3 separate regions of the Mus musculus genome follow, and regions 2 and 3 are each linked to region 1. A link is a loop called in an ENCODE intact Hi-C map of the cell type or tissue named here. Cell type or tissue: heart. All regions are shown on one strand. Links, peaks and the distances in the headings refer to the core of each region. The heading gives the core; the rest is flanking DNA.

Region 1 (10,121 bases), core at 1,228-9,227:
TGAAGTAGATCACAACCCCAGTAGACCTTTCAGATGTACAACACATCATTCAAAGAGGACTAATGTAAGTGGATCTCTGGGGCCAAGCATTCCCCTCTGTACCCGCTAACTACATCCAAAGGTGGGCTATGGGCTGAACATGATTCTTTTTTTAGGAGGCCTAGGCAAAAAAATCATACCTGTCAAGGGTCCCTAGAGTGGGCTGAGGGCAGGCAGCCGGGTGGTGAGAGGAAGGATTGAGCTCTCACCACCCTGGATTTTTCAGGGCGGGTAGCAGCTCAGAACATGCTGGCACAGGAGGCTGAGATCAACACGGTACCCTATCTGTGGACTGCCATGTTCGGCAAAAGCCTTCGCTATGCTGGTAACTAAAAGCTTGTCTCCTGGGGATGGGGTCCTGAAGGCACTTCAGGATTAAGTATGGGGGTTGGGTCCAGTAAGAACTAAGAATTGGCAAATAAGAACTGGGTTGGCTCAGGTGCATACTGCACTCCCAGCAGTTCAGAGGCTAAAATGGGAAGATCAGGAATTGGAGACCAGTCTGAGTCTTAGATGGTAGAGCCAGGAACTGCTTAGGAGGAGCAGAGGGTTGACGAGATGGCTCAGTGGGTAAGGGTTCTTGCTGCCACACTGATGATCTGAGTTCATTTCTTAAAACCCACATAGTGGAAGGTGAAAAATCACCTCCTGCAAATTGTCCTCTGATCTCCATACATGCATGTGTGCATACACATGAAATAAATAAATAAATGTCATTAAAAAAAAGTCGGAGTAGGATCCAGGTATGGTGGCACAGGAGTTTAGTCCCAGCACTTGAGAGCAGAGCCAAATGGATCTCTTGAGTTCAAGGCTGGCCTGATCTACAGAGTGAGTTTTAGGACAGCCAGGGCTACACAGAGAAACCCTGTCTCAGAAAAACAAGAAGGAGAGAGAGAGGAAAGGTGGGGAGGGAGGTCTGTTGTTTAGACAGGAGCTAGGGAGCCTATGAAGACTGTCCCCCTTCCCCAGTTCACATGGGCGCCCTCCCACAGGCTACGGAGAAGGCTTCGATGATGTCATCATTCAGGGGGATCTGGAGGAGCTGAAGTTTGTGGCTTTTTATACCAAGTGAGAGCAATGGGGTGCGATGGGAGCATGGAGCAGTGGGAGTGCTGTTGGGAATCGATAGTGTTAGCAAAGCAGCAGGGGCTAAAAGACAAGTGAATGGCCGCGTGGGGGTGCTGGGCAGGAGATGAGGAGGAAGCAACAACAGTCCTCCCGTGCATCAAACAATACTGTGTCTTCTGGATATTTCTTTGAGGTAAGTGTTGACACTGAGGCAGGTAGGTGTCTACAACAAGGAAAGACAAACTGGTGTAGACAAGCTGATGCTAAGGCTGGGCCCATCCCTGCGCTGTGCCAAGGGTTTCTTTGGGCAGCTGACAGTGCTGGGACCAAATGGAGGGCTGGGTGCTCAAGACATCTTGTTTCCCTGGACAAGAGCCTTCCCGGCATCCCAGGTGGACCAGAAGGTGTTAGGATCTCAAGAAGGACCACTGCTGCTAGTGGTCTCAGGCTGGGGCTCCTTCTCTCCATAGAAGTGACGAAGTGATTGCTGTGGCCAGCATGAACTACGATCCCATCGTATCCAAGGTGGCTGAGGTGCTAGCCTCAGGTCGAGCCATCCGGAAGCGGGAGGTGGAGTGAGTGCGGGTGTGGGAGACTGTAGGGTGTGTGTGGGTATCCTGGATAGGATCTATTAAAGCTACCATGGCAGCCTGTTGCCCGCTCAGTCCTATAGAGCTCTTCTCCTCACTTTCAGTTCCCATGGTTCCTGGGTGAGATGAGGGTGAATTTGGTTTAGAAGTTGACAGGATATGATTACAAAGAACCGGGTGTGTGGCCCAGAGAGGAGCCAATGTTGGGGAGTGGGGGGTGGAGGCAATGTGATTTGTGCTAAGCTTGGCAGAACTTAGGTGGAGAAACATAGTAGGTGATGCCCCCAGATATGCCATCCACAGAGAAGTGGGGTGGTTACATGACATCTGGGAAGCAGTGGACATGAGCCATTACCATCATCCCAGCACAGTGCCAGTGAGTCCCCAGTAGCTTAACCTGTGTACAGAGAACTTCCCAGGACCAGAGACAGGCCAGAGGTGACTGATGGCTATGTGTCGGGGTAAATCCTAGAGTGGAAGACTCAGAGTGGATCTGATAAATGATATACTTTCTTTGGCCTTCTGTTTTTCCCTCTTGCCTTCGAAAAGGTTGTTTATGCTACACAGCAAGTACGTGCATTGTTTCTTGTTGACTGTTCTCAGCCTTTCTTCCCCAGCCCAATGACTGAACCCTCCCACCTTGCCCAAGTCCATTACCTACGGGGCTTTGACACAGATCAGTCTCTGCTGCTGTATTCAAGAATCATTGGCTCATGGTGCCTAGAGTGGGGAACCTGTCCTCTTCTGCCCTGACCCATCCTCCTCTCATTCCTGCAGAACCGGTGACATGTCTTGGCTCACAGGAAAAGGATCCTGAGCTCTCCTGTGGTGGACTTGGGCAGGCCTCTGGGGTACCAAGGTCAGAGACCAAGTCCTGGGGCAAGTGCCAACTCCAATTTCCCAGGATCCCTCACTGTGGAATCTGAGTCCTCCAAGGCTTGCCTTGACCTGTCTGCCTCGCCTCCAGCCAGGCTACCACAGCCTCCAGAAGATGGTCCATTCCTAATGCCTCAGCTGTCACTGACAGCTGGGTGTAGAGGCAGGACAGGCTCTGCCTTGGTTTCCTCTACTAGGACGATTTTCCCAGCAAGCCCCTTCAACATTACCTTAAAATTAAAACGCATGTCTCAGCAGAACTGTGTCCTAGTGTAATTGGGCCGACACTTAGAGCCAGGCATGATGTGACACATCTGTAATAGTGGCACTCAGGACAGAGGCAGGAGGGTTAGAAGTCTCAGTCTTTTGTTTTTTTTTTTTAAAAAAGCTTCACAAGCCAGAGACAGCTTTTGTATTTGTCCACTTAAGAGAGGTGGGAGCTGGGTCCTGCAGACTCCATGCTGCCACAGAAACCTGAGCTCAGACCAGGAGGTGGTGGCGCACACCTTTAATCCCAGTGCCCGGGAGGCAGAGGCAGGCAGATCTCTGAATTCAAGACCAACCTAATCTACAGAGTGAGTTCCAGGACAGCCAGAGCTACACAGAGAAACCCTGTCTGAAATAAAACAAAATGAAAATCACCTCATTGTTATTAACTCACAAATACACTCTGCTAGATTGCAGTAGTCACTCAAAAACCTATCCAGTTGCATTCTGTATATCTCTAGGTTTTGTTTTTGTACAGTTAGGATAGCCATTGTGAAGCTGCTCTTGACTTTTACTATTTTACATTTATAAGCTCTTACCAAAAAAATATGAAACTAGACCAACTGACATTATATCCATTTCACTACATGTGTCCCTTTTGCCTGAACTTCCTGAATCATTTCACGGGTGATTCAGCTGGCAGCAGACTACAAATAAAACACACACACACACACACAAATTGTGGTGTAGCCTAGTGGCAGAGTGCATGCTGATCAAATCCTAGGTTCAAAACCCACAGCAAAACAGAGAAAGGGGCTGGAGACATGGCTCAGTGGTTAAGAGCACCAGCTGCTCTTCTGAAGGTCATGAGTTCAAATCCCAGTAACCACATGGTGGCTCACAACCATCCGTAATGAGATCTGACGCCCTCTTCTGGTGCATCTGAAGACAGCTACAGTGTACTTAGATATAATAATAAATAAATCTTTTAAAAAAAGAGAGAGAAGGAGGGGGAGGAAGAGAGAGGAGAGAAATAAATGAAGATACTGCTCTCAACTGAGAACCCAGAGGTGCCCCGCCATCGAGAGTCCCAGACAAGAATGCCAAGAGAGAGCAGAGGGGGAGCAGTGAAGATCAGGTTTGGGGAGCACAAACAGAAGGTGGACAATTGAGCAGCTCGCTTGCAAGTCCGAAACCTCATCCTGGAGGAGGGCGGGGGGATCTTCCGGGAGACAGCAAAGCCCGACTACAAGGCATGCCGGGAGCGTGTAGCTCGCCGCTGCCTTGAGAATGTCAGTGGTTTACTATGGTCTGAGTGCGTATCCTGAAAGAGGAAACCCAAATCGAGACTTGGCCAGAAATACTTTCCAGAATGTGATGTGCTCGATATACGATAATGCGAGGAGCCGGGCTGCCAGGTTCCTCGATAGCGAGCCGCGTCGCGGGAAGCGCGAGGTTTGTCGGGAGGCCCGACAAACCGGCCGGAAGTGCTACACCAGCGGCGCAGGGCTCTCTGGGAAGTGTAGTCCTTTGGCTCTGCCCGGGCGGTGGCCGTGAGTCCTGCAACCTGGCGGCCTATCCAGCCTGAACAAGGGATGGCTGGCTCCGGAGGCCCCATTGGGTCCGGGGCCTTGACAGGAGGGGTACGCTCCAAGGTGGCTCCGAGCGTGGACTTTGACCACAGCTGCTCAGACAGTGTCGAGTACCTGACGCTCAACTTTGGACCCTTCGAAACAGTGCATCGCTGGCGGCGCCTCCCGCCCTGTGACGAATTCGTGGGCGCCCGGTACGACAGTGTACAGGGATCCTGAAGGCACTGGTAGTAGGGACGAGAGCTGGTCTTAGGACGGGCTGTAGGGACGAAATCCCGTGTGATGTCTTGGAGTATAGATTGGTCGTTCCCAAAGCTGAGTTCCCAGGGAACAGCACCGTAGTGATTCTAGGCAGGGTACCAGACTTGTGTTTCTGAGGATCCTGTTTGGGTCCCTGAGCTGTGAGGTATGAGTGGGAAGTCTGAAGCGTCCCCGATGTATGTCCTTGCTGTCTGAAGAACTGAAGGATCTCTATAGATCTTAGCAGTTGAGAGGCTTTGTCCAAACTTATGTGGTAGCAACCATGTGTGTAGTCCCATTTCTTGGGTGCCAGCTGGGAGAGTTCCGGTCTCACCACCCTTCACCCCTTCTTTCTTTCTAGGCGCAGCAAGCACACAGTCGTGGCATATAAGGATGCCATCTATGTGTTTGGTGGAGACAACGGGTGAGTTTGCCTGTTTTGATGGAAGTGGTGGCAGGGGATGATGACAGAGAGAGACAGAGGATGGGAGTCATTAGCTATGCCTTGTGAGCCTCTGTTTCGCCATCTGTGTGGTGCTTTGCCCTTGATTCCCATGTTACGGTGAGGAAGACCCTACCCCTAAAGCCCTTTTATCCAGCATTCAAACGGCAGCCTGTGCTAGGTTCATGGAGATATCCTTGTGTTGAAAGAGGAGACAGCTTTGGAAGAAACATGCTAGCCCTACTGGCACTTTTCTTCTTTCCCTACACTTCTCTCTAGGCTTTGCCCAAATTTTTGTTTTGTAACATCTCTTATGGGGGGAGGGGCGCAAATGTGGAGATCAGACAACAGCTAGCAGGAATCATCTTTCTCCTTGTATGGGTACCAGGGCTTGAAGTCAGGTTGCAAGACATGGTGGCAAGTCTTGTTGAGTCATCTCACTACCTCTAAAACAGTTTTATTGATGCTGTACACACATTTGGTGGAGATTTCCCTGTGTTGCTTTAACCTCCTGGAAAATAATATTCCTGGAAATGACCTAGTAAGCACATCTCCATGCACATAGACTTCCACCAAGTAAGCTGAGGTTATGTGTTTACATATGACTCCCTCCTCTCAGGCCTAGAACCTGGCCTAAAGCCCAGAACAGGCACTATAGCCTTGGTCCTGTAGACTACATGAGGTAGCTGACCTAGAGCAAGTGAGATTTTTCAGGTCTATTAAGACATACAAACTTGGCCATGACTGTCTGGGATTTTAGCTCATTTCCACAGCCTCTTTCTCCAAGAGCAGTTGGGGATTCATGTACAACTGCACATCAGAGTGCGCGTTAATTGGTTCACAGTCCTGAATGCCTCTGTCTTCTTTGTCCTAATAGGAGGGTATGGCCTGCTTGTTAGTGCTGTCCTGTCTGTTTGATGACCTTGTCCCCATCCTTGTTGCCTAGCCATTTGCAATGTTGTTCCTTCCCTTCCACACTTCTGTCCTCTTCTAATGTTCTTTTGGGTGAGGCCTTGTGCCCTCTTATCTCTTTTAAGTGCCACTTGCCCCTGGTGTTGGCCGAGATCCATTTCCTTACTGTTTCCTACAGCAGTGTCCAGATGTAATCATTTACTAAGCAAAAGAAAAGAACGAGCCTTAGTAAGAATTTCTACACCAAAAAAGGCTGGCAGCTAGCATAGAGTGGGTAGGACATTAGGACTGCTGTCCTCAGCATCTACTGGAGCAGGTAGATAACTATGTGGTAATAAACAGAAGTGGTTTCAGTATGCAGTTTCAAAAGAAAAGTTAAGAGAAGGCCAGTTACACATTTATTTGGCTGTGACTTATGATAAACCAGGGGGCCCTCCATTAACAGAGTGGAAAGAAGAGTTCCTTCTGGGCAGTAGCAACTTTGGGTCTTGGGAAGGTAGGAGCCAGGAAACCTGGCAGTGGGGGTGAGGCCTGGTCAGTTAAGTTAGACTCTTGACGGTTACAGCAGGGGGGCTTCCTTATCACACTGCCTCAGGTAGACTACAGTCTCCTGGTTTTAGGGAAAACTGTTAGGTTTTGGGATCAACAGCTTTCGGTTTATGAGGCTTTTGACCTTGGTAACTGTTCTGGTTTGCCCCGGTCTTTGGGGACCTAGTATAGGAAATTAGTTTAAAACAGTAGTCTCCCATAATTTTGTTTAACAAATGCCACTAAGTTTAAGTAGGGGGTTAGATGAGGAAGGGCAGGAACTAGACATGATACTAGCATCTCAGGTTTGACTTCTTGGCCATAAAATGAAGTTAGGAAGGGCACCCACCTAGCTCAGCCTGAGCAAGGCAGGGAGAGATGCCCTGCAAAGGCCTGGCTTGGAGGGGGTGTTTGAGTTGGTTCACCTTTTTTCCACATCAACGAGTTGGTAATATGCCCAACTTGCATATTAAATGCAAGCTGACCCAGTGAGCAGTGGAATTACCTCTGATGCAGTTGTCATGTCAGATGGCGGCAGATGGAAAGCATGCAGGTCTCCACTGATGTTTGAGCCAGAGTGTTGTCATTGCGGGGCAGCCTGGGAAGGGTTCAGTGCAGGACAGGACTTCTGGAGGCTGGGTGAGGTGTGAGTGAGGACGCCAGCCCTGGGCCCTTGAGTGGGCCACTGGTGGTGTGATCAGGCTGGCCTTGCCTGTGTGGGAGCCCTAGTTGCCCATATCACCTAGTCATTAGTTTTGAGCTTTGGACATTGACGAGTTGTCTGACAGGTCAGTGAGTCAGGCCCTTCTTACTGCCTCCAACCCTAGATGCATGCCTTCTCCCATCTTGAAGATCCTGACGAGGTGACACCTTGCAATATCCTAGCAGCTGCCATTCTTTCTCTCTGATTGCCTTTCAGAAAGACGATGCTCAATGATCTTCTGCGTTTCGATGTGAAGGATTGCTCCTGGTGCAGGTGGGTAGCCCCTGGGCCCCAGGACCCTGCCTGTCTTCCTGGAGAGCAGCAGCACTGGGCCAGATTTACTGGCTGAGAGAGTCAGCTCAGATGAGAGTCTTGAATGGCTTCACTTCTCATGGCTTTCTGTGAGAATGATTATCCTAAATTATCCCAAATCCTGTGAGCTACAGGCTGCCTTTGGTCTGGTTGGTGGAAAGTAGATTCTGACTTGGGTGGGACCTTCGATCACTAGAATTTGTCCTGGGCCAGGAGCAGCTGTGAGATCTCAGGGTATGGACAGGCCTCAGCTTAGACAGTTTTCTCAGAGTTCCATCTCAAGGCTGTCAGCAGAGCCTCTTGTCCAACCTTTGTCTCATAGGGCTAGTTACGTGCCAGTAGACCCCACACAGTTGTTGCGCAACTGTGAAAACCCTATGAATGACAACCTCAGCCGTGTGGCCTTGGACAGGAGCTGCCTGCCTTTGTTTTCTGCAGCAGACCTGATCTGGCAGCAGCTGACAGCTGATGGGGAGACATAGTCCTGAGGGTCAGGATGTACTGGGCTCGCTAGCTCCATCATCTGCTCACACAGGAGTACAGTGCCACACAGCCCCTTCTGCTCCATGCTCTGTAGTCTGTAGGACATGCCCCTTGGTCCCTAGCAGCCTTCTGGAGTGGGGTCTCTTTTGACAGGAGGATTCAGGGCTCTGGCGATTGTGTGACTGCCCTGAACATTCAACCAGGCTGGGTAGCTCTACTTGGCATCATGCACTGTCTTAGTTAGGGCAGGAAAGTGTTTACCTCAGATTACTATTCTGTGTCATAAGGAAGTCAAGGCAGGGACCCAAGGCAGGTATTTGGAGTCAGGAACAGAAGCCATGGAGGAATGCTACTAGCTTGTGCCTCACGATGTGCTCAGCCTGCTTTCTTACACCACCCAGGACCAGCTGGCTGGAGGTGGCCCTACCTACAATGGGCTGAGGCTTCCCACACCACCAATAAAGGAAATGCCTATAGGCTTGCCTGCAGCCCAATATTATGGAGACATCTTCTCTATTGTGTTTCCCTGTTTTCATATAACTGTAGCTTGCATCAAATTAACAAAAACAAACAAGTAGAAACAACAAAACCCCACCACCAACTAGGACACCCACCTCTGCTTGGTTTCCCCATAGCACCAGCATAGCAGCTGCAAGTGTTTCTCTTGAACTTGATCTTTACACAACTGCTGCAGATTCTTCTACCTCTCTTTCCTTTTCTGGATACAAAACGCAGGGATTAGTGCATGCCAGGCAAGCACTCTGCCTCTGAGCCGTCTCCCCAGCCTTCCTTGTATTTGTTTGTTTGTTTTCTGAGACAGGATCTCATGTGTACCCCAGACTGGCTTCAGACTTGCTATGTAGGTAAGGATGACCATGACCTCTTACCCTGAACCTGAGAGCTGGGACGACAGGTGCCTGCTACCATGCCCGGTTTATGTAGTACTGGGCATCTAACTTAGGGCTTTGGCTAGGCAGGCTTAGTGCAGGCTAAGCAAGCACTTTATTAATTGAGCTCCATTTCCAGGTCCAGTCCTCAGTTGATTTTAATGATTGCTTTGACTGGCCAGCGAGATGACTCGGCAGGGAGAGAACTTGCTGTGCTGGCCTGGTGACCTGAGTTCTGCCCTCAGAACCTGAGAGAAGGTGGAAGGAAAGAGCAAGCTCACACACAGCTGCCCTCTCACCTCCGCAGGCACACACGGGATTCTTAGCCAGGTGCACAAGGTGCTAGACAAAAATGAAAACCACTTTGAAACTTGGTAACTGTCAGTCAAAAGGTGCTTAAGAAAGGCAGACAAAGTGGTATACACCTGTAATACTAGCACTCAGGAAGCTAACACAAAAGGATCCTAAGTTCAATAACAACCTGAGTTCAAGACTGGCCTTCCCCAGTTCTAAGGCTGTAGCTCAATGGTAGTAGTGTTTGCCTAGCATGTCCAAGGTCCTGGGTTCATTACCCAACACTGCAGAAAATTCACATACAGTCAGGTATGGTGGGTGTAGACACTTAACATTTTAGTTTTGAGAGGGAAGCAGGAGCTTTGCAAATCTGAGACTAGCCTGGTTACATAGCAAGACCTCAAAAAACAAGCAAACATGAATTGCTTAAGTTGAGCATTGTCTTAGTTAGGGTTTTACTGCTGTGAACAGACACCATGACTAAGGCAAGTCTTATAAAAAACATTTATTTGGGGCTGGCTTACAGGCTCAGAGGTTCAGTCCATTATCATCAAGGTGGGAGCATAGTAGCATCCAGGCAGGCATGGCACAGGCAGAGCTGAGAGTTCTACGTCTTCATCCAAAGGCTGCTAGTGGAAGACTGACTTCCAGGCAACTAGGGTGAGAGTCTTAAGCCCACACCCACAGTGACACACCTATTCCAACCATGTCACACCTATTCCAACCAGGTCACACCTATTCAACAAGGCCACACCTCCAAATGGTGCCACTCCCTGGACCAAGAATATACAAACCATCACAAGCATAGAGGTACCTTTCCAAAGTCCCAGCATCCTGAGACCAGGACCAAGGCAAATTCTGTTGCCTACTTGAAAAAACAAATTATAAAATACCTTTCAAATGATTCAAAAAACAAAAACTAAACAAACAAAAAAAGTCCCAGCCAGG
Region 2 (10,121 bases), core at 987-8,986, 59 kb before region 1:
GCTTAAGACTTAAATGGCATCTGAGTTCTCTGCTATTGCGTCCCACGGATTTATGGATCCATTGCACTGGGATGAGAGATACTCAACGCTCATTGATCAGCACTTGCACTTCGCTGAGTTCTACTAATTCGTTTTTTGGCTGGCCTCTTTTATAGAGTTCGCCCTAGGTCATTTGGCAGTTACTGTCACATAGTACTGCGGTATCCAGAGACAGGCAACTTTCCTCATGTACAGACCAACCTAAGACACGGGACCCAGTGGTGATAGAGTTACCCTATGACAGGAAAGGCTGTGACATTGGAGGAATGACCTAAGACAGGAGCCACAGCAGATGGACATGACTGCAGAGGCCTAGACCAGCCTCAAATTTTAATAAAATAAAAAGGGGGAGATGTGGAGAGCCATGCTGTGAGCAATCGCCATTATAAGATGGCGCTGGCTTCCACTGCGCCTAACTAGTAAACAAGCTTTATGCACAAGTGCAAGAGTAAATTCACGCCCAGTCACTGCCCATCTCGGGGCGTAGTAATGGGGTGATGGGCGAGCAACTAATCAGGTGCTGTCACACCACATCAAGTGCTGAAACGTCACGCTGCTGGCTATATAAGCAGCACCATTTTCCGGGTTCGGGGTCTTCCTTATGTTGAAGCAATAAAAGCTTTGCCGTAGAAGGATCCGGTTGTCCGAGTGAATTCTTGCCGGCGAGATACTAGCTCGGGCAAGAAAGAACAACAACTAAGCAGGTTGAGCTGGGGTTGTATCTCAGTGCTAAGTCACGTGTAGCATGGACACGGTGCTAGATTAAATTCCTAGCATTAAAACAAGTCGTTGGTAATAGCAGCCACCCTGAAAGGCTCCTCGGTGCTTCTCCCTTTCCCAGACGGACACTAGTAGGCAGGCAGAGCTTGGCCGCCTTTGCACCTAACTCCCTAAAATGCTTCGTACAGTTGTAAGAGTTTATGCATATACATGATTTTCAGGGTCATAGAAAAGGTTGCTTTTCCTGAAGCTGACTGAGGGAAATCTTAGTCCACACTGGCTTGATAGTCTAACACAGTAATTTTTTTTTTCTTGATGACAAAACACAATTTCATCTGGTCTCCATGGAGCACGTGAGGAAAGATCTCCCAGAAAGGTTTCTGAAGAAAATATTTCTTTTGCTCTTAAAAAAGGGACCAGGACCATCCAGGTGGCTTGGTAAAGGCACCTGCTGTGAAGCCTGAAGACCTGAGCTCAATCCCTGAACCCACATGAAAGCCAGAACTGATTTTACAAAGCAGATCCCTGACCTCCACACATGCACCATGTTGAGTGTGGTCTCCACACCCTAGAAATAACACATTTTAAAAAGATTTACTTATTTTATGTGTAGGAGTGCTTTGCCTGTGCATGTGTGTTTACACCACGTGTATACGCCATACCCCAGGAGATCAGGAATGACAGGATCCTATGAAACTCTAGTTACGCTATAGCCACTATGTGTGTCCTTTATAAAAGCAATTCTTTAGCCCCAATTAAAAAAAAATAATAATAATAATTTAAAAAGGGAGGAAGCGGGGTGCTTAGGATTAGGTGTGATACTGTACTCCTGTGAATCCCAGCACCCTGAGGCTAAGGTAGAAGAATCACAATGTTGAAGGCTAGGGCTTCATAGGAAACCCTGGTTCCAAAACAAACAAACAAACAAACAAACAAACAAACGAACAAACAAACGAACGAACCTGCAGCACTGGGGATGTAGCTCAATGCTGGAGCATGGGCCAAGCACAAATAAGTCCTGAGTTTGATCCATAACATTGCTACCTAAATAACTAAATAATTAAATAAGGCATTGTCCTGACTGGGAGTGAGGATTGGGATGGTGGAACCCTCTTTCTCTCTTCTCCGTTACTCTGAATAAAGTCAAAATGAAGTTAGAACAGGGGAAATCCCACAGAACCAGCTCCAGAGAGCGGCTATTCCATCTGTCTGCCGAGCAGGCTTTTCCCTGACAGCATGTCCTGGGAAGTGACAAACCCTCTTACTGCTTTGGAAAGGGTGTTTATAGCTTCAGCCACAAGTGCACTGGCTTCCCCATGGTTGCTGATCGTGCTGGATCTTGAGTCCCTAAGGAGGAATCCTTCAGAGACCCTGAGTCGCTGCCATCAGGTACAGACTGGTCTGACTGTGGTAAGGGTCAGAGCTGACCTCAGTCATCACCGTTTCTCAGGGAGGCAATGATGCGAGAAACTGAGTGGGGGGACCTGGATGGCTCAGGGAGTTAATCGTGAATTATGTTTTGTGACTTTTCCTGTGGAGATGTGAACTAATGTCTGTCCACCTCAAATAATGTGCTACAAGAGACCAGAGACAATTCTACCAAGTCCACACACTGTCTACAGATTTGGTCTTTCAATGTGTCTGTCATGCATACCTCGAAATCCCCCCTGGTACTTTCTTATAATTTCATCTTTGTCCTAGTAGAAGGATGGGAGAAAAGGGGAGGGGGAGAAGAGGCAGGAGGAGGGGGAGGAAGAGTAAGATAGCAATATCATTCTAAAGTTATGAAGGAGCTAAAGAAAAACTCATTAAGAGTGCACTCGCCACCATTCTCCTTATTGGGCAGCTCACAACCACATGGAACTCCAGCTCCAGGGGAGGGGCCAATGTTTTCTTCTGCCTTGGCACCCACACACATGTGGTATACACTTATATAGACACATGTACATATTTATATTATTACTACCCACAGATTTATGTGGCTATAAAGCTTGGTCAGAAAAGCTTTTTTTTTTTTTTTTTTTTTTTTTTTTTTTTTGCAGTGGACAACTGTTGATGTACAGATTCATAACTGGTCAAAGTCAGATAATAAGAGACTATGATCTCAGAAAACCGAGAGAGAGAGAGAGAGAGAGAGAGACTATGAACATTCAACCCGCACACCTCAGGAAACATGGAGGGAGCAGAAAGAACAGAAGAGCTAGGGGCTGGATAGATGGTTCAATAAGTAAGAGTGCTTGCTGCTCTTGCAGAGAACCTGGGTTTCTCTCTCTCTCTCTCTCTCTCTCTCTCTCTCTCTCACACACACACTTTAAAATACACATTTGCTGTTGTTATTTTAGACAAGGTCTTGCTATACAGCCCTGTCAAGCCTATAACACTCCATGTAGCCTAGGCTGGCCTCAGACTCAAAATGATCCAACTACCTCTGCCTCCTGAGCTCTGGGATTAAAGATAGGCAGCATTGTGCCAAGCCAAAATACAAATCTTTTTTTTCAAGATTCCAACGTTATTTTTTCCTAAAATATAAATCTTCTTTGTTGTTGTTGTTGTTGTTGTTTGTTTGTTTGTTTTTCGAGACAGGGTTTCTCTGTGTAGCACTGGTTGTCCTGGAACTCACTTTGTAGACCAGGCTGGCCTCAAACTCAGAAATCTGCCTGCCTCTGCCTCCCAAGTGCTAGGATTAAAGGCATGAGCTACCACACCTGGCTTATAATATAAAATTTTAAAAAATAAATAGGGAGGGCTGGAGAGATGGCTCAGCGGTTAAGAGCACCGACAGCTCTTCTGAAGGTCGCAAGTTCAAATCCCAGCAACCACATGGTGGCTCACAACCATCCGTAATGAGATCTGATGCCTCTTTTGGGTGTCTGAAGACAGCTACAGTGTACTTACATATAATAATAAATCTTTAAAAAAAATAAATAGGAAGAGAGTGGCATGAAATATCCTGTTCTAGTCATGACATGGTAGTGGCCCTCATGAACTCACAGCTGGTTTTCTGCACAGGATCAAGCCCATCTTCAGAATTCTCAGGAAAAAAGCCAGGTGTGTTGGTATGTGTTTGTGATATCAATGTTGGAATGCAGAGGCAGTTACAACTTTGCCATTCACTGCTTAGCCAGCCTAATCTACCTGGTGGGCCCTATACCAATGAGAAAGCCTATCTCAAAAACATGATGTTGCCTATGCTGGCTTCGAACTTTCCATCCTCCTGCTCAACCTCTGAGAGAGCTAAGATCATAAGCCTGTGTTATTTTTTCTTCTTTTTGTGGCAGGGTATTTTTAATGTACCACCACTGGCCTGTGTGTTAATATATAGACCAGGATGGCCTCAAACTTGGAACTAATTGAATCCTGCCTCTGCCACAAGAGAGCTGGGATTATACATGCACCACCAGAGCTGGCTAGAAGATAAGTCCTGGAGGTCTCATGGTGAGGCACAGAATGACTGAATAGCCCATCTAGTCACTGATTTGAACTTCAACCATGAGTTGAACTCAGTCAAATTAAATATCTGAGCTATACAAATTTCACTTGCGACTAGAGCAATATGAAAGCATGTTTTTATTTATGTGTGTGTTGTGTGAGTGCAGGCATGTGTATTACCACTCTACACAGAATTTTAGAGGACACCTTAAGTTGATTGTCCTTCCATCTTCAGACCCAGGGATCCAATTCAGGTGTTTAGGCTTGGCTGGCAAGAGCTTACTTCCTGAGACATCTTCCTAGCCCCCATGAAGCATCTCTGGTTATGCCAAGTTACAAAAAGGCACTAGACCTTGACATTTTCCCCTTCGCTTACTTACCACTGGGATGGAATCACCAGTTATTACCCTACAATCTAAGAATTGCTAAACATGGGAAATGTAAACGGCCAGAACAAGACTTTAGTGATAGAGATCTAAGTAGGAGTTCTCCTGTATTCCTCACTTTTGAGATTTCTCCCTCCCCTAACTTCCTCCCCATTTTTGTTGGGTTTCATAGAGCTCAGCTGCCTTGAACTCATGATCCTCCTGCCTCCATCTCCTAGTGATGGGATTATTGGTATGTGTCACCACCACTGGCTTGGGACATGCCTTCCTGTTTATCTAATTTGGGAATGCTATGACCAATAATCCAGCATCTGTTTTTGTGGTGATTTTTCACAATAGTCATTCATTTAACAAATTTCTGATCATTCAAGACTAGATGTGGATTTAAGGCAGGCAAAATATAGGTAAATAAGACAGTATTCTGTGGTATTAAAATTTCATCCTAGCCTGTTGGTGGTCAGAGTTAGTTCCAGGACAGCCAGGGCCACACAGAGAATTCCTATCTTGATAGATAGATAGATAGATAGATAGATAGATAGATAGATAGGCCGGGCAGTGGTGGCGCATGCCTTTAATCCCAGCACTTGGGAGGCAGAGGCAGGCGGATTTCTGAGTTCGAGGCTAGCCTGGTCTACAAAGTGAGTTCCAGGACAGCCAGGACTACACAGAGAAACCCCGTCTCTAAAAAACCAAACAAATAATTAAATAAATAGGTACTAGTCGGGTTGGAGGGAGAAATATGTCAAGGGAGGCAGAGCTGAAACTGAGCAACGTGGAATGGCAGGAAATGAACTGTTGCAGAGCAACAGGCTTCAGGCCAGACACAGGTGTTGCATTTCACTTGTTACACTTTACAGCCGGTAGTGTCCAGTCATCCTCACCAACACACTGTCCTCCTCGTAAAGTATTAGTCAAACTGATCTTCACCATCATTCCACGTGTACCAAGGAGGATCACCTAGGGCAGGCGTTATTTGATAGGTTATTCAGTAACCTATTTGATGGTCACCTCACTCCCTAGGTCATGCCCTTCCTGAGCCACCTGATTTACCAGGGCCTTCTGGCTCGCAATCATCTGACGGCCACGCCTTCTTGGCCGGACACTCAGCAACCACTCTACGCTTTGTTCACAGAAACAGGTTTTCAAAACGCTGTTCCCTCTCGGCTCCAGCTGTTTTCCTGCCAAGCCCGGGAAGCCTGACAGCAGCAGCTTCTCGGCGGCTGCTTTGCGGTCCAGGAAGGGCCTGACCCTCTGCCTCCTCCCGGAACGCGGGAGCCCGCGCGAGTGGCTCACGCTGGGACCCTCGCGAACGCACTCCTGATTGGCAGCGCCCAGTGACGTCAAAGGAAGGGCCTCCGCGGTGGAGGGGGTAGAGCCCAGCTCCGCGCGTGCGCAGATTGAATGCGCTGGACCAAGGGGGAGGTGCCCGGCTGCTTCTCCCGCGTCCGCCATTTTGTTGCTGTGGCTATTGGGAGCGGGCTGGGTAAGACTGCTCGGGAGGCGCGACTCTTGTTGGAGTGCGGTGCTTCGTGTGACCGCGGGGATCGGTGCAGGCTCTTGAGGCTGTGGAGCCGGCGGCGGGTTCCAGGACAGAAGTCACTGGAGCCTCCCCTGTACTCCGGCCAGCTGAGAAGCCCGAGGCGGCCTCCGCTACTGCTCAGCTTCGCCCACCTCGACCCCGGGGCTTTGCCCAGTGTTCCCGGACCGGCTCTCCGTGAGGCGGCCCGGTGCAGGAGGGCGGTGGCGGAGGATGCTGCGGGGCCCGGAGCCTAGAGGAACGTCCTGACCAAGCCCTCTGATTGTTCCTCGAAGTGTTCTGAGAGGCCCTTCCTCGACCCCAAAGCCGACAGCGGGTAAAGGCTTCCCAAGCAAGAGAGCCGCAGACGCCGCCCATCCCCGAGCCCAACACCATGTCCTCCGCCAGGTTTGATTCTTCAGACCGCTCTGCCTGGTACATGGGGCCAGTGACTCGCCAGGAGGCGCAGACTCGTCTCCAAGGCCAGCGCCATGGCATGTTCCTAGTCCGGGACTCATCTACCTGCCCCGGGGACTATGTACTGTCCGTGTCCGAGAACTCGCGTGTCTCGCACTACATCATCAACTCCCTGCCCAACCGCCGCTTTAAGATCGGGGACCAGGAGTTTGACCATTTGCCGGCCTTGTTAGAGTTCTACAAGATCCACTACCTGGACACTACCACCTTAATCGAACCGGCGCCCAGGTACGCGAGCTCCTGCCCTTCTCCGGTTCAGAACTTGACCGGATGCGAAGGGTCGGTCAAAGATTAAATTTTGGGGGTAGGGTAGGGGATAGAACTCCTTTTCCTCATTCTAAATCAGAAGACATTCGGATTATAAGGCCAATATCAGGATCTGGGTCATTGGATGAAAGGATGCATTTTATTTAGACATTTAGCAGTGCTGCTTGCATTGTTTAAATGCACCCCTAACCCCCCACATATATACACAGTTTTGCCACTTTACTTGACTGTAATACTAATGCAGAATGCTTATTAACGACGCTAAAAATATAGACTTCCTTGAGATTCTGAAGATAGCCATGACTCCTCCTTTCTCGAAATTCTTGTACACCATTTAAGGTTTTTGTAACTCCTGCATTTTTCAACTAACTTTAGGTTACAAAGTGGCCTTCGGCCTTTGGAATAATCCTTAAAATGGATCGAAAGTGTAGAAATCTCAGAATCTGATTCTCTAGCACTCATTTTTAAAACTGGGATTACCAAGAGAAGACAGTGGGATTATATTTGAAGAAATTTGTATCCTCACCGTTCCTTCCTCAGGGGTGGGAAGTGTATTTACCTAAATTCTACATTAATTCAATTTTAGTTTTTTTTTTTTTTGTAATTAAGTCTAGTGGTTTAACATATGCTTTAAAGACCCCTAAGTAGAGCTAGCTGAGATAGATACACACCCCTAGTCCCCTAAGGAAAGAGGACCTTGATTCCAAGTCAGACTGAGCTGTAGCAAGACCCTGTCTTAAAGAGAAAGATATTGATCCCCAAGTGTTCTCTTTTTCAAGTAAAATGCATTATTTTATAATTTGCTTTAATTTCCCTAACGAATATCATCAAATGATACAGTGTGAATTGAAAAGGTGTCTAGAGACTTTAAAAGATATTTTCCTGCCCAGTTTATTTCTAAGCTATTTTCTAAAAAAAGAATTAAAGGCTGATTTAGATTTTTCAGGGTGAGGCGACTTCATAAAGGTGAAATTTGCTCTGAACTTTGAAAATGAAAAGATACTATAATTAATTAAGGGCACCTACTTAAATCCAAAGAGTTTCTTCTTTAGGATAGAATAATGAAGGTGGGGTGGTTAACCGTTGCCAGACCGAGTGGATTTTAGGAAGTGTGGAGAAGGCTAAGCCTGATGATGAGTGAGGGGAAGTGTTTGCAGTGAAAGCTGGGTGACCTACCTGCCTTTGGTTCCCACCAGGGGAATGTGAACAGAGAGCCCACCCCCACAGAGTTGTCCTTTAGCCTCCGTGTGCTGAGTGAGTACTCACACACAAAGAATTGTTAAAAATGTAAAACACAGAAAAGTGACTGTAAAAAGTGATGTGTTATCCAGATGAGAATATAAAATTCTGTGAAACACGAAGTTCCTAGTAGATGCTGGCAGGTGCTGTCAACTTGAATCATCTTCAATGTAAGAGCTTGAAGAGACTTAGGATGGATAGTGTTTAGTCGTATATTTAAGTAAACTCACTTCTCGAATTGTGAACATTATGTTATTGACTTCAGGCCTTTATTAAAACATGCAACAATGTGACAGGTGTTGGAGAAAGTTTAAGTTAATTATTAGAGTCACCTCAAAGAGGGAAATATATACTGCAGTGGCTTCCTGCTAGTTACAAGATCTGATTCTACTTCATGTGTCTTCTCAAGTACCAAATGTAATTTTCTGAGTTTTTCATTAGCTCTGCTTGACACACATTCCTATCTTTTCTGTTTTGTTTAATTTCCAGATGAAAGTAATAACCAAATCATAATTATCCCTAACTTGATATCACTGTCCCGTGTACAGCTGCAAATTGTACATTATAAATTTTGGAATAGATGGCAGTGTACCTTGGGGGATATTCTTTAGTATCTCAGCTTAAATATAACAACTACTAATATTCTCTTAATTGATGTTATGCTTTATGATAAAGAAATTGAGGGGAAAACTGAATATCTGTACAAACACATAATTAACAAAATATGGTAGAAACACTCCTGTTGATTATAATCCTAACTGGTCATGTGGCCTTACTGGATACTCATAAATACCCCTCTCTACTACATGTTGTATTTCTCCACCCTCAGCGGGCACCTGAGGGCTTGCCTTTTCTGGAGCAATGACCTATGTCTTCATTCTTGATGGTTCTGTGCCTTTTGTCATCCTGCTTGGATTAGGCTGTTATAGTTACCCACTGACTAAAAAACCTAGGACACAGCACTAAGAGACACCCTAAAGGATCGCCTGTATTCCAGACATCATCTTTCTTCCTCCATTGTGGAGAAGCAATCCAATTCTCCCTTGGTAATCTGGACCAGTTACCCCTCTTAACACTGTTTTCCTTTCTTAGCCTGTTGACGTAAGGGCATCAGATACCCATAGTGGCCAGAGGGAAGCCTGAGCTTCCATGTCAGTGGAATGTTTGTAGTGTCTCCTGGCAGGAACCCTTCCCCCACTGGAACCAAAATTTCTAAGACAGCAGAATTTAAAGTTGCCAGAACCGGAAGCAAAAAATTTCCTAGTGGGTGATAGTGAGTGGGACCATCTCCTCTTTCACCCCTTGGTTCTTGAACCCATGGGTAAGCTGCTGCTACCTAATCTAATCTGTACTGTAACTGTCTTCAAAAGGCTCTTCCATCTCCATGTCAGACCAGCAGGCTTCATGGTAAGACCAGTGGATTTCATGTTTATAGGCCCACTGTTGCAATTCTTGGGCTGTGAAGTAAGTTCTTTGGTTAGAAGCAATACTCTGTGGAATACCATGATTGTATTAGTCATTCTATAAGTTCATGGATCGTGGTTTTGTCAGGAAAGGGAAATCTATAACCAGAATTTAAGTATCTACTCTAGTAAGGACAAAGGCTTGTGCTTTCCATAGAAGAAGTGATCCAGTGTAGTCAACCTGCCACCCGCTCACGGACTAGTTACCCCAGGGAATGGTGCCATATCTGGGACTTAGTACTGGTCTCTGCTTTTGGCAGATCTGGCACTCGGCAGCAGCTATAGCATGGTCAGCCTTGGTGAGTGGAAGTCCATGTTGTTGAGCCCATGCGTAACTTCCATCTCTGCCAACATGGCCACTTTGTTTGTGGGCTCATTGGGTAATAGTAGGGATGGCTAGGGGAAAAGCCTTGTCCACAGAATGGGTCATTCTATCTACTGCTTGATTAGTGAATTCCTCCTCTGTATAAGTCACCTATTGTTGGACATTTACATGAGACACCGTATCTTCATATTCTTTGCCCATTTATAGAGATCTATCTGTATCTTTCTCATATGTCTTTCTCACCAATTTTCTTTCTTTTT
Region 3 (9,918 bases), core at 1-8,000, 110 kb before region 1:
TGAGGCTGTAGCTCAGTTGGTAGAGTACTTGCTTGCCTAGGAAAAATGAAGCCCTGGGTTCCATCAGTGTATAAGTGTATAAGCCAGGCCTGTCTGTATACATGCCTGTTATCCTACCACTTGGGACATATCCTAGCACATATATCTAAGAGTCTTACGGTTAGTTCCCAAATATGGTAGTAGTCTGAGTAACAGGCTCAGGATACCTCAGTAGATAGGGACTAACAGTAAGTTTGACTTGCTGCTAGTTAGACAAATCACCAAATTAGAACTGTTTCTTATTTTCTTGGGCTTCCACATACCAGTAGACAGTAGTAGATCAATAAATGCTTTCTGAATGAATGATTTAAGTAATTAGAGAAAAAATATAATGAGCAGTCTCAGGGTGGTCTCATAGCTTGGGATTAGGGTAGAGGAAATTAACATAGCTGTGGCATACAGAGGGACAAATGTGGGGAAAGTGTGTTATTAAGGTGTCTCAGGTGCTAGTCATGTCAGAGTTGCCTGCATTAACAAGAGCTAAGCTCAGGTGACAGGTCTGGTCTCAAGCACTGAGCCTTTGTAGGTTAATATGACCTGTACTAAGTCCTCTAACACCTCTCTGAAAGAAAAGAGAGAGAAATAGAAAAACAGGGGCTGGAGAGATAGCTGCTTGGTAAAGAGTACTGGTTGCTCTTGCAGAGAACTTCTAGGTGCTGGCCAGCTCACAATCATCTGCAACTCCAGTTTCAAGGAGAACGGATGCTCTCTTCTGAGGGCACCTGGCATGCACATAGTACACATACACACAGGCAAAACACCCATAAGTGTAGAAGTTAAAAAAAGAAGGAAGGGAGAGGGTGAGGGAGAGGCGGGGGGGGGGGGGGGGAGGGAGAAGGTCAGTTTCTCAGCACTGATCTTCACATGTCTCCATTTTTGCTGTCCTAAGAAAGCCCTCCAAGATCTTCTAAGATTTGCCCTCATGGAATGGCTAAGGGCTTCTTATCAACTATTTTAAAGTAAATGGATGAAGTGAGCAGGTGAATCTGCTAGAACTAAACACAGCAATTCCTATCCTAATACAACCTCAAGACTTCAGACAAGGGCCATGCACAGCAGAAGTAGGAGGACAAACTGCCCCAAGTTCAAGCCTAATCTACACAGCAAGGACTACATGCCTCATCTACATGCCTGCCAGGATTATATAGTGAGAAAAACAAAACAACACACACACAAAAGAGCAAAGCAAATGATCCAAGATGATTCCAGGAAGTCACAATAAACGTCGAACAGCCACCTACAGAAGCCTACTTTACCAAGTTGTCTCAGGGGTCCCACAAACATACTGTTGTATTCACAGCTAAATTTATTTGTTATACTGAAAAATTGGAAGCAAGGAGAAAAGACACAGGTCCTATTAGGAAAATGCACAGACTTCCCTTGTTTTTCTCCATCCTGTGAGGTTAAACACATTTGTTCCTTGTTACTACCAAAAAAAAAAAAAAAAATTTACAGTAGCTGGTATGCCCAGAGGCGATCCTCGTTAGCTTAAGTTCAATTTAAGTTCGGTGCAAAGAGCCAGGCTCATTTCATTATGTAGAGAATGGCAAGTAATCAAGCTATGCCCGATACTGTAATTAACCTATACCGCCTGGTACCTCCTTCAGGTTTTTTCATGGCCTCTATGCCACAGACTCAGAATTGTGTGGTATACTATCCTTCTAGCCCAATAGCTCAACTAAGACCAAGTCCTCACTGTACAGCTCAGTACACTCTAAAATATGATGGGTGCTGTCTGCCCAGATACACCTAGACCATCACTGAGTACTTTTGAGAAGCTTCCTCCTGAGTCATACCCACATAGTGTGTTACTAACATACCAACACAGGCAATGGGTCTGTATCCTACAGCTGCCGCCGTAGTGGAGGCTATTTCCACTGTCCATACCATTCAGAAGTCTGCAGTTCTCAGCAACACCTTAACACACTGTCACAAGTGACTATACAACAGTCGGCTGTTCATATTAAGGTCAGAAATCTAACACTGTTTCCATGCTAGTATCTGGCCCACCAAAGGAGCAAAAGCAAATGCTGGGTAAACTATTCTTTCCTCTTATTTAACCCACGCCTCCTGCTCTTGCTGATAAAAATCAACGTGAAGATTAGTAACTGAACTATTTCACAGGCTGCAGTCTCTATAGCCTCTCTGTTCTAAGGCAAGCTGTAGCTGTACTGCAAGCCCTCCCAGCTAAAGAGGCTGCCCAGGAAACTGGCAATCCAACTTTCTAAATTTAACAAGAGACCATGAAAAGAAACCCATGCTTCACTGAAGCTGGAGACATGAATCAGTGGCTAAAAGTACTGGCTGCTCTTCCAGAGGATGTGGGTTCAAGTCCCAGCAGATACATGGCAGCTTACAACCATCTGCACCTCCAGCTCCAGAGGATCTGAAGCCTCTTGTGGCCTCCATATGCACCAGGCATAAATGTGGTGCACAGACATGCAGGCAGGCAAAATTCCCACACATGTAATGGTTTTGTGGTTTTTTGTTGTTTTTATTTATTTGTTTATTTATTTATTGGTTTTGGTTTTTGAAGACAAGGTATCTCTGCGTAGTGCTGATTTTTTGGTTAGTCACATAGTCATCATATACTTAGCAACCATCAAACAGATCTCCAGAAGAAAAGAAGATATTTACATAAATCATATGCCATACACAAGAGACTTAAGGCACAACAAATCATGCTTATCAAACAGTTAATAGAAGTAACAGTTCAAATGCCCAAATTCTCAGATACCAGCCATGGGCCAAACTCACAAGCAACCCCTGCAAAGACAGTGGCCTTGGATCTGTTCTCTTAACTCTTTTGCATAAAGTGATTTCTAAGTACTTTCCAAAACAAGTGTTTTAGGAGATGCAGGGAAGTATTAATTAACTTTACATTATACTGTGATCTTGACAACCCAAGCAATTATGACAAAAAACAAAACTAACAGTTACAATTAAAGAATATCAAGGTTTTGTGTTGCATTGATTTGGTTAAGGGAATAAAATCGAGTGCCTTGTTAATGATAAGCAAGTGCTCCTCCAAGCACACTACTACTGACCTACATCCAGGGTTCCTATAATGTCCTTTTAATTGTTTTCTTTACATTTATCTAGCGTGTACATCTGTGTCTATCGTCTTACTCACCTTGCTATGTTTTTATGACTAAGGAACAAAAAGAAACAAGTTGAGTTCAAAGTGCACTTCTCAGTTGCTGAATGAAAAAGAAAGCTATTACTGCTAGAGATGCAGGACAATCTTAAGAATCGTCCACTTCAGGAGCTGGAGGGATGGCTTAGATGTTAGAGGCATAGGCTGGTCTTCCAGAAGACATGGTTTGATTCCCCACACACATGGTGACTCATAAACACCTATAACACTAGCCCCAGAGATTCTAATGCCTTCTTCTGGCCTCCATAGGCACACCATGCAAGTGGTGCACGAGCATATATGCAGCCCAAATACTCATACATATAATATAAAATAACTTGAAGAATCATCCAGTTCAGATTGACAAGATAACCAGGGGCCATTGTACCAAGACACTTGTCACCAAGCCTGAAGACCTGAGTTCAGAACCCACATGGTAGGTGGCAAAACAGTTTCCATGAGTTCTGCCCCGCCAATTCCCACTTCTCTAAATAAATGTAATAAATTGTTGTTGTTGCTTTAAGGTGTATTATTTTTATTTTATGTGCATTAGTGTTTTGCTTATGTGTGGATCTGTATATCATGTGCATGCAGTACCCATGAAGAACAGAAGAGGGCATCAGATCCCTAGAACTGGGGTTACAGACCATTGTGAACTACCATGTGGGTACTGAGACTTGAACCTGGATCCTCTTGGAGAGCAGCAAGAGCTCTTAACTGCTGAAATATTTCTCAAGCTCATCCTAGGATGGTTTTTATTCATATCTTTTTATTGATCTTCCTAACACCCCTACCAAGACCTGTTCTGTGGTTTGGTTTTTGGTTTTTGCAAGAGAAAATCAACACGTGGAACTGACCTGTCCAGTTGTACTTGTGTAATGGCACTCACCTTCAACCCCAGCACTTGGGAAGCAAGCAGGTGGAGCTCTGTGAGTTAAAGGCTAGCTTAGTCTACTCAGGAATTCTAGAAAAGCTATATTGTGAGATCCTGTCTCCACCAAAAGGATGGGGGGAAGAAGGGGTGTTTGCTCAGTTCATGAAGGCACATGCAGTCAAGCCTGACAACCCACATGGTGGGAGGAGAGAACTGTTACCTGCAAGTTTGTCCTGTGACCTCCACATGCCCATTATAGTATATAACAAACGAACAAACAAACAAACAAAGATGAGGGGCTGGACAGATAGCTCAGCTGTTAGGAACACTGGCTGCTCTTCCAGAGGACTCAGATTTGATTCCCTGCATCGATGTGGTTGTTCACATGATTCCAATTCCAAGGGATCCAATGATGCCTTCTTCTGACCTCTGCAAGCACTGACACATATGGTGTACAGAACACATATGCAGGCAAAACACTCATACACATAAAACAAAAAAGAAGTTTAAAAATACAAGTAATAAGGGAATGTAAATTTAGATGGTCTTACCATTCAAACTCATAGTCTTACACACACACACACACACACACACACACTGCTGTCTTTCCCTGCTTGAGTCAGGATCTTGATATGTTGCCTAAGTTGCACCACAAGTCCTAAACCATCTTTTATTTTTTAATTTAAAAATGTTGGGGGATGGAGAGATGACTCAGCACTTAAAAATACTGACTGCTCTTCCAAAGGTGCTGAGTTCAAATCCCAGCAACCACATAGTGGCTCACAACCATCCATAATGAGATCTGATGCCCTTTTCTGGTGTGTCTGCAAACAGCTACAGCATAATTATATAATAAATAAATAAATCTTCTTAAGATGTTGTTATTATTTATTTGTGCTTGTATGTGCTCATGCATGCAAGTGCCCATGGACACCACAAGAGGACTTTCTGATGCCCTAAAACTGGAGTTACCTTCAAACATTCAAGCAGTCCTAAGCTGCCAGACATGAGTACTGAGATACCAACTCCCTGAGTGAACAACAACTCCTCAGCACCTCTGCGGATACTGGGCTGTTCCTGAGTAGCATGGACTACAGGTGCATGCTACCATGTCCAGTCTGTATTCATTCTTTAGCCAGAAGTCGGGTTGGCATTAGATCTTCCAGAACCTGTTCACCTTGCAGGTAGGTGATACAATCAAGTTTGAAAACTTACAAGGTCAAAGACCAGGTCACTCTGCCTTTCCACTTTTACCCATCAGCGCGCAGGTGCACATGTCACCCAGGTTCTTTCCATCTTTCAGAAAGTTGAATGGACAGACAGCCCCCTCCCTTCAGTGCTAACATACTGTGCTGAGTCTATTTACACATTCCTGGGCGAAAAGCAGCTGACTATTATTGTTCATCCACGTTGTGCCTGGCCTTAATATGTAAACTCATCAAAGCTTCACAGGTTTTATAGATAAGCAAATAGGCTGTTAGCATGCAAGTTTCTTCCTCAAGACTGCACACAGAAATTGTAAATTTAGTCAGCTCTGACTAAAATCTGTCTTCTTCCTATCACAACATCCTTTTGTTGTTGTTTGGTTTTTGGGTTTTTTTTTTCCCCTAAAAGAAAGCGGTTAGCCTCCTTAATCCTGGGGTTCTACCCTTCACCACCCACCCAGTTCACCTCTTATCCCAGGTCCAAGCATATCTTTTATCTTCCAAGATAAGGACTGGCGTGTCTTTCTCTTCTGAAGCAATCCTGAATTTAGTTCTCTGTCTACTAACAGTCCACTGCATATTCCTGCCACTGCATCTTCTCGAAACTCATCATCTTTTGATCCAGTCTAACGCTACCATCTCTTAAATAATAATACGATTTGCATAGCTGTCCTTCTCCACAATCCAGTGAGAAGGGCAAAAAGTGTGTAGGGGAGGAGGGCGTCCCATTTCATGAGAAAGACACCTCTCCAAGGTCATTGAATGAAAACAAAAAATCGGGACCAAAAGCCCGGATTGGACTCTTGGTCCTTGGCTCATCCTACCACGCCTCACAGGCAGTCACGATGCTGCCACAACCCCCGCGCCTGAGATGTCACAGCGGTAGTCCGCCCGCCCACAGCTCACTGCCCTCCCACTCCCACCGGTACCAGACCTCCCAGCGTCCTGTCGACTTCCCGACTCCTCTCTTCACCAGAACCCTCTCCCACCGACCTCCCTACATCGCTGCCACCTCTATTCAGGAGCCCCTCTCTAGTCGCAAGTAGCCTTCTCAGACCCAGCAGCGTCCCGCCGCTTCGCCACCTCAGGCCCCTCCTCCTGTCAGTACGCAGGGTTACCTTCTCCAAGGATGCTGGTCTCTGCACAGCCAGGGAGCGGGCCAGTGAAAGTACTGTGTTGAAATAAAAGCCTCGAGAGGTGCTGGAGCCAGAGCTGGACCCCGAGCCGCCGCCGCCGCCGCCGCCGCCACCGCCGCCTCCTCCCCGGGCCCCAGCAGCCGCCATCACAGCGCACGCCCCGGCGCAGGCGGCTGGGTTCACAGCTCTGGGCTCGCCACCACCGGTCCTTACTGCGCAGGCGCAGAGGCGGCCGACTTCCCGGCCACCTGACCACCTGACTCCTCCCCTCTCCCCTCCCCCGCACTGGGTGGGGCCTGGTCCCCCTCTGCCGCTCCGCCGCCGGGTTGGCTCTGGAGGCGGGGCTCTAGCGCAGTGCTGGCGGAAGTAGTGCGCGCGGCGTCCACAGTGAATCCGCCCGCCGGCGCTGGGCTATCGACTCCTCGCTCAGCAACCCCTCCTGCTTCCTAGGTGCAGGCCGTCTCCCGCACCATGTCTGGCTATCCTAAAAGCTATAATCCTTTCGACGATGACGTGGAAGAGGAAGACACCCGGCCCGCGCCGTGGAAGGACGTCCGCGACCTGCCTGACGGCCCCGACGCGCCCATTGACAGGCAGCAGTACCTGAGACAGGAGGTGTTGCGCAGGGCCGAGGCTACCGCTGCCAGTACCAGCAGGTCCTTGTCTCTCATGTATGAATCGGAGAAGATCGGAGTCGCCTCTTCCGAGGTGAGCCTGGGGCAGAACTGAGCTAAACCGGCCAATCAATGCGTTATAAAAACGGGATGAAGAAATATTTTGTTTACGATCTTTTGGTATTTTTCTAATTGCCTACCGTAAGTTCATGGACATAGTGTAAAGAATTATGTATCAGGATCACCTGATGTTTACCTCTGGAAGCTTCCTTATCTATTATTCTGCGAGGTTAATTTCTCCCTCGCTGCCCTGCCCTCATGTCTAGTTAAAAAGTAAACTCCAAATAATGTTCTGTGTGAGAGTAAAAATGCCAAAGTGCGGCCTGTATTTGGGAAGTAGTGTCTGTTTCATTTACATATAACTTGTTAGGCAGAAGCCTCAAGCTGTTCCTCTCTAGTGGCCCAGTTAAAGTGTGAACTGTGTATGCTTCAAGTGCCAGGTGGTGCCTGAAGTACTGACGCAAAGGGAGCCTGTGTTCTTCTTCTCACATCCTTGACCACTTTTCACCTTTCTAATGGGAATATTTAAGTCCCCTCGCCTGGGCTCCTGCTCAGGAAACCAGATCCTGAATTGAGTCGACTCTTACCTTTGTAGACCGTGTGTTATTGTGACAGCTCTTTCCATCCATAGAAAATTTCAGCAACTAGGAACTTTGCTTTCCTTTAATTTACCTGTATTTGCATATGCACAGTTTAAGGGTGTCCCCTGAAGCCGGAAGAGGGCACCAGGGAATCCCTTGGAGCTGGAGTTGACAGATGGGTGCTGGGAACAGAAATGGTCTTCTGAAACTTCTTTAAGACCTTTTCTTTTTGAGGAGTTCGGCTTGGTGGACAGCCTACCAATGAAGCCCAGGCTGGTCTGGAACTTAGAATTCTTGGTCTCAATCTTTCTGATACTGGGATTTCAGGCATGTACCATCTTCTCCAGCATAAAATAAAGATTATTCCAAGACACCAGATTGCCCCTAAGTCTACTGGCAAAATAGTTGTTTTGGCAGAAGAAGAAATTACTGATATATCAGCCAAGAATAATCTTAAGTATTTTACAGTTTTGAAATGTAATAGTTGAAACAAAATACTGTCTTTCTTTACCAGTCTTCATCTCTGATCTTTGGCAAGTGTTCTCCTCTGGGACTTGGACAGATCTCTGTTGTTTTCTATTGCCACTGTTTGGTATTTTACCTTCTCCTACCTTCCCTGTTGTTGTCTCCCTGACGGCTAATGTATGTTCTGCCTCTAGGAAGTTGTGCTTCTGTGTACTGGATTCTTAATGTTCCACTCCAGATCAATTGGAGTCCTACAGGTCTTGGTGAACAGGTCACTTTGTATTGAGATAAGTGATAAGTTCTCACAATGTAGCCCATAGTAATCCAGATTGGCCTCGAACTCAAGATCCTCTTTCTTCAGCCTCCAGAGGGCTGAGGTCATAGACATTCACCAGATGCCAATGCAGGTAGGTCCTCTTGAAGAACAGAAAGCACTCTGACCTGCTGAGCCATCTCTCCAGCCCCAAAAGAGAACCTATTTTTTTTCTCTCAATCGTATCAATATGTAATTCTGACTGTTCTCCAACTTTATGTAGACTAGGCTAACCTTAAACTCAGCCTGGGAGTGCCGAGGTTCAAGCCACCACACCAAGCACTTTTATTCTTTTTTAACTTTAAAGTGAGGTGTTCTTTACATATTGGCCTGTATATTATTTAGTAGTATTGAAGGTTCTTTCATAGTTAAATACAATGAGGGGTGGTTTGGAGCCGGGGAATAGGCTAATGGTCATATTATATGCCATTAGATGGATGACCTGTTTATGCAGCAAGCCTCCTAATAATGAATATCATAATATTTGCTTCCTACATGAACATCACCACCTGGCCAAAGCCACTCCCCTTCCTAGGATACTCTGCCCCTCCTAGAGCAGTATAGCATACTACAATGATCTTCTCTGGAGCCTGATTTCTCAGTTCAGCAGAGCCCAGCAACGAACAGTAGACTAGGGTTTCAATTGACTTTGCACCAACACAGTGGAAAGGAACTGATGTTTGGTAATACTGACACATAACGTGCTCAGCTGCCTTGCCTAGCACACGCTCCTCGGAGGCCTACTCATCCTTACATCTTTCCAGTGTCTGCCACTGAAGCCACACTGGGCATTCAGTTCAGAGAGGTCAGAGAGACAGACGGCATCCCTCATAACCTGGAGGAGTGGCAAGGCAAACTCCTCAGGTTTTCCCCAGTTCGAGTGACTAAATCCATTGCCATAGATGTACTCTTGTTTTCTAGAAAGCTGGTGGGAGCAGCATTCCCAGTAAGGGCTTCCCAACCAGACCTGCTCCTCCAGAGTTGTTCATGGTGACTCTAATGCGTCCAATTTCTGTTTCTGAATGCACTCCACATCAGGGCAATCTCTGGCTCACACAGAACCCAGCAAGCTCCATGTTTACTTGGCTATCCAAGCTAGAATCTGTTAGTGTGAGTGTGTATTACCTTGAAAGAGATAATGAGAAATTTCGTTCTCTCTCTGTTTCTCTCTCTCTCTCTTTCTCTCTTTCTTTCTTTCTTTCTTCCTTTCTTATTTTTTCCTCTCTTTTCCTTTGTGAAATAGTATTTGCCCAGGCTCACCTCCATCTTGCTGATCCTCCTGAGTTCAGCTCTGGAGTACTGGGATCCCATGTCTGTGCTACCCCACTGCTTAATCCCCAGTCTAAGATAATTAATTTCAGAGTTCTGAGTTTAGTGCGCTGACCCCAGATTGACATCCATGTACTTATCAGTTCATAGCTAAGTTTAATTTCAAACTCATTATGAGGCCTACCTGATGTTCCAGGATGCCTTAGTTGTAGATTGCATTGTGATC

Evidence for each region. Hi-C counts contacts between places; a loop is a spot of excess contacts. Peaks named below come from ENCODE experiments on the same cell type or tissue, not always from the same donor. Only the 100,000 strongest peaks of a DNase experiment are listed, where the experiment ranks them.
Region 2: it touches region 1 in a loop (6-fold over the local background); 5 of 42 quality-filtered maps call a loop at or near these places.
Region 3: it touches region 1 in a loop (4-fold over the local background); 4 of 42 quality-filtered maps call a loop at or near these places.

The regions. Positions count from the first base shown.
Region 1 is chr16:17,504,653-17,514,773 of GRCm38, forward strand. It overlaps Aifm3 (apoptosis-inducing factor, mitochondrion-associated 3), which reads left to right. Exons shown (of 20, transcript NM_001291070.1): 16 at 266-364; 17 at 1,032-1,107; 18 at 1,578-1,682; 19 at 2,247-2,267; 20 at 2,475-2,830. The coding sequence ends at 2,514. It overlaps Lztr1 (leucine-zipper-like transcriptional regulator, 1), which reads left to right and starts at 4,031. Exons shown (of 21, transcript NM_025808.4): 1 at 4,031-4,566; 2 at 4,974-5,036; 3 at 7,414-7,470. The coding sequence starts at 4,376. In heart, for the core only: a CTCF peak has its summit at 4,340; DNase peaks (open chromatin) are centred at 4,079 and 4,299; H3K4me3 peaks cover 2,055 bases; H3K27ac peaks cover 1,615 bases; H3K27me3 peaks cover 251 bases.
Region 2 is chr16:17,445,994-17,456,114 of GRCm38, forward strand. Crkl (v-crk avian sarcoma virus CT10 oncogene homolog-like) reads left to right here and starts at 5,992. Exons shown (of 3, transcript NM_007764.5): 1 at 5,992-6,795. The coding sequence starts at 6,485. In heart, for the core only: no CTCF peak of the experiment used is centred there; a DNase peak (open chromatin) is centred at 5,938; H3K4me3 peaks cover 3,758 bases; H3K27ac peaks cover 1,981 bases.
Region 3 is chr16:17,399,262-17,409,179 of GRCm38, forward strand. Pi4ka (phosphatidylinositol 4-kinase alpha) reads right to left here and starts at 6,604. Exons shown (of 55, transcript NM_001373955.1): 1 at 6,373-6,604. The coding sequence starts at 6,537. Snap29 (synaptosomal-associated protein 29) reads left to right here and starts at 6,739. Exons shown (of 5, transcript NM_023348.4): 1 at 6,739-7,098. The coding sequence starts at 6,862. It also overlaps the pseudogene Gm18793. In heart, for the core only: a CTCF peak has its summit at 3,783 (motif pointing right); a DNase peak (open chromatin) is centred at 6,640; H3K4me3 peaks cover 2,569 bases; H3K27ac peaks cover 1,841 bases.